2 separate regions of the Homo sapiens genome follow, and region 2 is linked to region 1. A link is a contact called in ENCODE Hi-C or POLR2A ChIA-PET data. All regions are on one chromosome and are shown on one strand. The core of a region is the stretch at or near the end of the contact, and the rest is flanking DNA. Distances in the headings are between cores, read along the strand shown.

The links. Hi-C counts contacts between places; a loop is a spot of excess contacts on that map. ChIA-PET counts read pairs that join two places held with the same protein, here RNA polymerase II (POLR2A). Pooled maps may share reads with other maps.
Region 2: a pooled map shows a loop between it and region 1 (6-fold over the local background). The contact joins the promoter of RAB5B here to the promoter of PRR13 in region 1. A Hi-C loop is called at or near these places in 3 of 50 pooled maps. POLR2A ChIA-PET finds 5 or more read pairs at or near these places in 2 of 52 experiments (AG04449 and T-cell).

What each region holds. Positions count from the first base shown.
Region 1 is chr12:53,440,027-53,443,063 of GRCh38, forward strand. It overlaps PRR13 (proline rich 13), which reads left to right and starts at 1,708. Exons shown (of 4, transcript NM_018457.4): 1 at 1,708-1,766; 2 at 2,669-2,707. The coding sequence starts at 2,689. RefSeq lists enhancers at 680-1,445, 1,176-1,265 and a silencer at 1,556-1,705.
Region 2 is chr12:55,972,252-55,975,440 of GRCh38, forward strand. RAB5B (RAB5B, member RAS oncogene family) reads left to right here and starts at 1,827. Exons shown (of 6, transcript NM_002868.4): 1 at 1,827-1,888. CDK2 (cyclin dependent kinase 2) reads left to right here. Exons shown (of 7, transcript NM_001798.5): 7 at 1-538. RefSeq lists an enhancer at 1,571-1,720.

The DNA of each region.
Region 1 (3,037 bases), core at 458-2,957:
TGTGCAGCAAACCAGCATGGCACACATTTAACTATGTAACAAACCTGCACATCATGCACATGTACCCCAGCACTAAAAATAAAAATTAAAAGAAAAAAAGTTTAAAATATTTCAAATGCTTTAGTTTAATATGACATATTTGGCATAAAATTTATTGTCTTAAATTTTTTTGTATCCCACTTTTTTTTTTTTTTTTTTTTGAAACAGAGTCCTGCTCTGTTGCTTAGTCTGGAGTGCAGTGGCATGATCTTGGCTCACTGCACCCTCTCCCTCCCAGGTTCAAGCGATTCTCATGCCTCAGCCTTCCCACTAGCTGGGATTACAGGTATGTGCCACCATGCCTAGCTCACTTTCTTTCTTTCTTTCTTTCTTTTTTTTTTTGAGATGGAGTCTCGCTCTGTTGCCCAGGCTGGAGTGCTATGGCGTGATCTCGGTTCACTGCAACCTCCCGGGTTCAAGCGATTCTCCTGCCTCAGCCTCTCAAGTGGCTGGGATTACAGGCACATGTCACCACGCCCGGCTAATTTTTGTATTTTTAGTAGAAACGGGGTTTTACCATATTGGCCAGGCTGGTCTCGAACTCCTGACCTTGTGATCCGCCTGCCTCGGCCTCCCAAAGTGCTGGGATTACAGGCGTGAGCCACTGCGCCCGGCCACTTGTATTTTTTTTTTTTTTTTAAAGGCTGGGTACGGTGGCTCACGCCTATAATCCCAGCACTTTGGGAGGCCGAGGCGGGCAGATCACGAAGTCAAGAGAGCGAGACCATCCTGGCCAACATGGTGAAATCCCATCTCTACTAAAAAATAGAAAAATTAGCCGCGTCTGTAGTCCCAGCTACTTCGGAGGCTGAGGCAGGATTATCGCTTGAACCCGGGAAGCGGAGGTTGCAGTGAGCCGAGGTCGCACCACTGCACTCCAGCCTCGTGACAGAGCGAGACTCCGTCTCAAAAAAAAAAAAAAAAAAAAAAAGGGAGGCCATTGTAGGGAGGCCATTGTAGCAATTCAGGGGAGAGATGAATCCAGGCGACAGATGATGGGAGGTTTGGAGCAGGGAAGACAGAGAGAAGTGGAGAGATTCCAGATATATTTGAGAGACAAAACTGATAATTTGGGGTAAGGGAGGTGAAGGAGGCAGAGGGATCACGGACGCCCTCCTTGGTTTCTGGTTTAGGCTACTTGACAGATGGCGGAGCTATGCAATTGAGAGAGGGAATCCTGGGAGAGATTATGAAATCTCTGTATCTTCCGCAAGAATGTTTGTTTGCTTCCCTTGCGAGTGTAAGACGGAGCCGGGAACATTGAGGCTTGGGGCTGGGACTCAGCAGCTCTTCTGCCCTTGCCGAGAACTCTGTCTATATCTGTATTACAACACTTACCATAGTGTATTCATTTTACAAGGTATTGCACCCAGTGAACCATGAGGTAAGAGAGCAAGGGAAGAGTTTCTTCTCGGTGTCTCTAGGACTTTGCCCAGCAGCTGGCCCCGCCCCCTCCAGCGCTCTCCGCCTAGCCCCGCCCCCAGGAGATTTCCGGCTTCTCGGTACTGGCCTAGCCGTAAAGGGCTCCGCTCCGCCCCTAGAGCAACCGTTTCCTCCTCAGTCGGACCAGAGTGATTGATTAGTTTGTTGTCTAATCATCAGTCGAGCGGCCACATAATTACCAATTAGGCAGTAGCAGAGGCGGGTGCCGAAGCACGGGGTCTGGGTGACTAGGAAGAGCCGAGACTGCGAAGGAGAACGCAGCAAGCCCAGGCGGCGGTGGAAAGGTGATGGGGTATCTGGATTCCATAGGTTTTTCCTTTTCCCCTTGCTAGGTCAAGAGTCTCTTCGCAGCTTGGGGCTAGGATCTTCATTTGCCTTTTTTCTTTTTTGGAGGAAGGGGGCTGTGTCCACATATTTAAGTATTTGAGGTTCTTGGGCAACTTCCTTCTTACTTCGCCTCGAGGCGTATCCTTTTTTTAGCCTGAGGTGGGGTCCTCCCCAGGGAGAGAGAAAGTTGTTTGAGATCCTTTCTTACTCTGTGCGTGGTTAAAGGCCTCCGTACTCAGTTCCAGGGAAAGGGAGATGAGTGATGGTGGGGCCGAGACTCGCGGGTACTGCCTACTTCCGAAGAGTTAGACGCTTCCACCTGGGTGGAGGGGCCCTGGGAACTAGATTCCTGTGTTAGGAACCAAGTAGGTATTGAGGGCGAAGAAACAAGTGGAAAGAGACATTTCTTTTCTTTTCTTTTCTTTTTGAGACGGTGTCTTGCTCCGTCGCCCAGGCTAGAGTGCAGTGGCGCGGTCTCGGCTCACTGCAACCTCTGCCTCCCGGGTTCAAGCAATTTTCCTGACTCAGCCTCCCGAATAACTGGGATTACAGGTGCCCGCCACCGCGCCCGGCTAATTTTTAGATTTTTAGTAGAGACGGGGTTTCACGATGTTGGCCAGGCTGGTCTCGAACTCTTGACCTCGTGATCCACCCGCCTCGGCCTCCCAAAGTGCTGGGATTACAGGCGTGAGCCACCGCGCCCAGCCAGAAAAGAGACATTTCTTATGTGGAAGTTGTGGTAGTTCTCCAGGTAGGAGAGCCTACTGTGGGGTGGAAGACGTTAGGGCTGGGCTCCGGTGCTAAGTCCACTTCCTACCTCTAGACCGTCATCTTTTTTGCCTCATTTCTTTCTCCTCAGGCTGGAGGACACACCTAAACATGTGGAATCCCAATGCCGGTAGGTGTTTGGGGGTTCTGTTCCACCCCTAACCCTTTTTCTGATGGGCTCTATAACAGGAAGTTTCTGTATCAGCTCCCCTACCCCCGACCTGCTGTACCCGCAAAAGCAAAGTCCTTAGTCTAGAGCTGACCAGTGCTTTTTAATTTAATTTAATTTATTTATTTTTTGAGATGGAGTCTCTGTTGCCCAGGCTCACTGCAACCTCCGCCTCCTGGGTTCAAGCGATTCTCCTGTTTCAGCCTCTGGAGTAGCTGAGATTACAGACGCATGCTATCACGCCCGGCTACTTTTTGTATTTTTAGTAGAGATGGGGGTTTCACAATTTGG
Region 2 (3,189 bases), core at 577-3,076, 2.5 Mb after region 1:
CATGAGGAATCTGGGAGGCCCTGAGACAGGGATTGTGCTTCATTCCAATCTATTGCTTCACCATGGCCTTATGAGGCAGGTGAGAGATGTTTGAATTTTTCTCTTCCTTTTAGTATTCTTAGTTGTTCAGTTGCCAAGGATCCCTGATCCCATTTTCCTCTGACGTCCACCTCCTACCCCATAGGAGTTAGAAGTTAGGGTTTAGGCATCATTTTGAGAATGCTGACACTTTTTCAGGGCTGTGATTGAGTGAGGGCATGGGTAAAAATATTTCTTTAAAAGAAGGATGAACAATTATATTTATATTTCAGGTTATATCCAATAGTAGAGTTGGCTTTTTTTTTTTTTTTTTGGTCATAGTGGGTGGATTTGTTGCCATGTGCACCTTGGGGTTTTGTAATGACAGTGCTAAAAAAAAAAAGCATTTTTTTTTTATGATTTGTCTCTGTCACCCTTGTCCTTGAGTGCTCTTGCTATTAACGTTATTTGTAATTTAGTTTGTAGCTCATTAAAAAAATGTGCCTAGTTTTATAGTTCATCTCTTTCCTCCTCTTATTTACTGAAAGAATGGTGGGAGACAGAATATGAATGTGTGTATGTGATCATTGATTTCAGACCCCTTTTCCTAATCTCTCTGTGCATGGCTGCCCACCCCACCCCATTTTGGCTAGTGCTGACGGTGAACAAAGTGGTTATTATCATCCCTATTTATGGCTGGGGAAACTGAAGCCTATATACTTCCTACTTCACTTTCTCCACACACCAGCAAACCTCCTTTCCCCCAGCCAACATACCACACACACACCACACCACACACACATCACATACACACACCACACACACATCATATACACACATATACCACACACACCACGTATACATATACCAAATACACACACACCACATACACACCATATATGCACACACACCCCATACATACACACACCCATGCACATACATAGCGGCAGGAAGAGGGCTCCCGGGGAATTTGCCTTTCGACACTGCATTTCCCAGTAAGCCCGCCGTTTTTCCTTTCTGTTTCATATCACAGACAGAAAAGTTTTCCAAAGATTCTTTTATTTACATTTACATACGATTCTGAAAAAGCGTCTCCAAGCTACCACTTCTTGTAGTTGCCATTGTCTCATTCCACCAAAAAACATCTCAGACCGCCCGCGGCCACCCCAAATACGCCTGTCCACTGAAGCCTCACTAAAAGGAGGAAGCGCTGATGTCAGGGTTACTTAAATTCCCAGGCTCCGGATCCCTAGAAGAGGTATTTCCCTTTACGCCCGCGAATTTGTCATAGAAGGCAGGGCACTAGAGCCAGCCCCAGCCAAGTCCAGGGGGAGGGGCGAAGGTCAGTAGCGGCCTTCCTAAGGCTTCCTTCAACCCCTCCTTGCCTGCCAGTCAAGTACCGTATTTTCGCAGTACTGGTTAAAGTTTCACTTTGACCCGCCTCCATCACTCACCTGATTAGATGTTTATGAGTCAAAAGGCGGGGTCATGGGGTGTCGAGATTTTATTGGTGGATACATACGCCTGTCGGCAGTGTACCGCCCCCTGTCTTCAGGAGCTTGCTCTTTAATGGCTCCTTACCTCGTCCATCTTCGAGGTTTCTCCCTCGCTATTGGCTTGTGGCCCCGCCTGTCGCGTCCCTTGCTCGTACTTGTTGGTGACAGCGCCCAAAGAGACTCGCCTTTCTCCAGAGGATTGGTGGATGAGTGCACATATAGCCCACCCTCGAAGGTAGGCGGGTAATCGAGCTATTGGCTGGAGCCCCGCCCCAGGGCGAGGAGGAGAAGGAGGGGCAGGAGGGTTTGGTTGAGCTGCAGCTGTTTGTCTGTTCGACACAGGCTTGGGGCCGACGGGGGAGACGGAGCCCCAGGTACCGAGCTGATGGAGCCCAAAGGGCAGGGGCGGAAGCGCCCGGGAGATGAGAGCAGCCTGGCCTGAGAGCGGAGGCGGGTCTGGTCCTAAGCGAGGGGTTAGAGTGGCCCACCGGAGAGGGGAGAAGGGGGCCGGGCCCCGGCAGGCCTAATGGGGGTCGCTGAGGAGGGGACTGGGCGGCCTGGGACCCCGAAGTTGGTGAGTCGGGAAGGCGGCTGGGCTGTGGCGGCGGCCAGGCCGAGGGCCGGGGGCTGGAGGCCTGGAGCTTGAGTGAGGGCAGGGGCAGGCCTCATTAAGCAGCGCTGAAGAGGGAGGAGCTGGGGAAAGGAACAGGGCAGCGGGTGAGGTAAGCCCATTTGCCGGGAGGTGAGGAGGGTCAGACCTGTCGCCCGAGCCCCGGGGGTGACTGGGGCTGGGTCCCTGCAGAGAGGTTCATTGGAAGGGCCTGAGAAGGGTTCTTAGTTGGGTAAGAAGCGTTCTTTTCAGGGAAAGTGCCTATTGTAAAAAGAACTGAGGGTGCTATGGTGTTGAGCTGAGAGAGATTTGGGTTCAGTGAGGGAGAACTGGGGAAAATGAAGAAGGCTGTATTAATCTAGAAGACTAAGGTAGTTGAAGTAATGGAAGCAGGGCCTGGTATCAGTTATGGGAACTTCTGGGAATGCTGAAGGGTGGGCTGGGGGCTCTGGGTCTTGGGAGTACACACTCTTTTGTTCCCTTTAGTGTTTAGATGTGGTAATTTGAAGCTTTTTAAAACTCCCAGGGTAGGGATGAAGATCAAAGTAATTTTTTTTTTTCCATGACTGTTGGCTGCTCCAAACTCAGCCCCTACACTTTCTGTTGGCCTCATAGCTGGTCTATACTGCAGTCTGTTTCTTAACTTACTGTTTCATGTCCTATGAAAGAGCTAAGAAGTTGGATTGGGGGCATGTTTTGTCCACTTCTTTCCCACTTAATAATGTGGTCTATAGCAAATACCATGTCTCCTAGAACTGAGAATCTATTTCATATCTATTTCATTATCTACATGGGAAAGGGGCTTAGAGATCCTCAGCCATCAGGAGATCTTCTGATCATAGTTGGTGAAACTTTTGTGGGACTTAGACTTGACTTGGGTATTTCCCAGGCAGGTAATGGAGTTAACAGGTCCGAAACTATGCGGTGATATCACTGAGGAAGAGATTTGGGGAAGAGTGAGAAATTCCATTTCAAAAGCTTGGCATCACCCCTTGTTCTTTGTCTACTTCAAAAGCCCAGATTTCTGTGCTGTTAGAAAGTTGGGTCAAACTATGAAGTATCTGG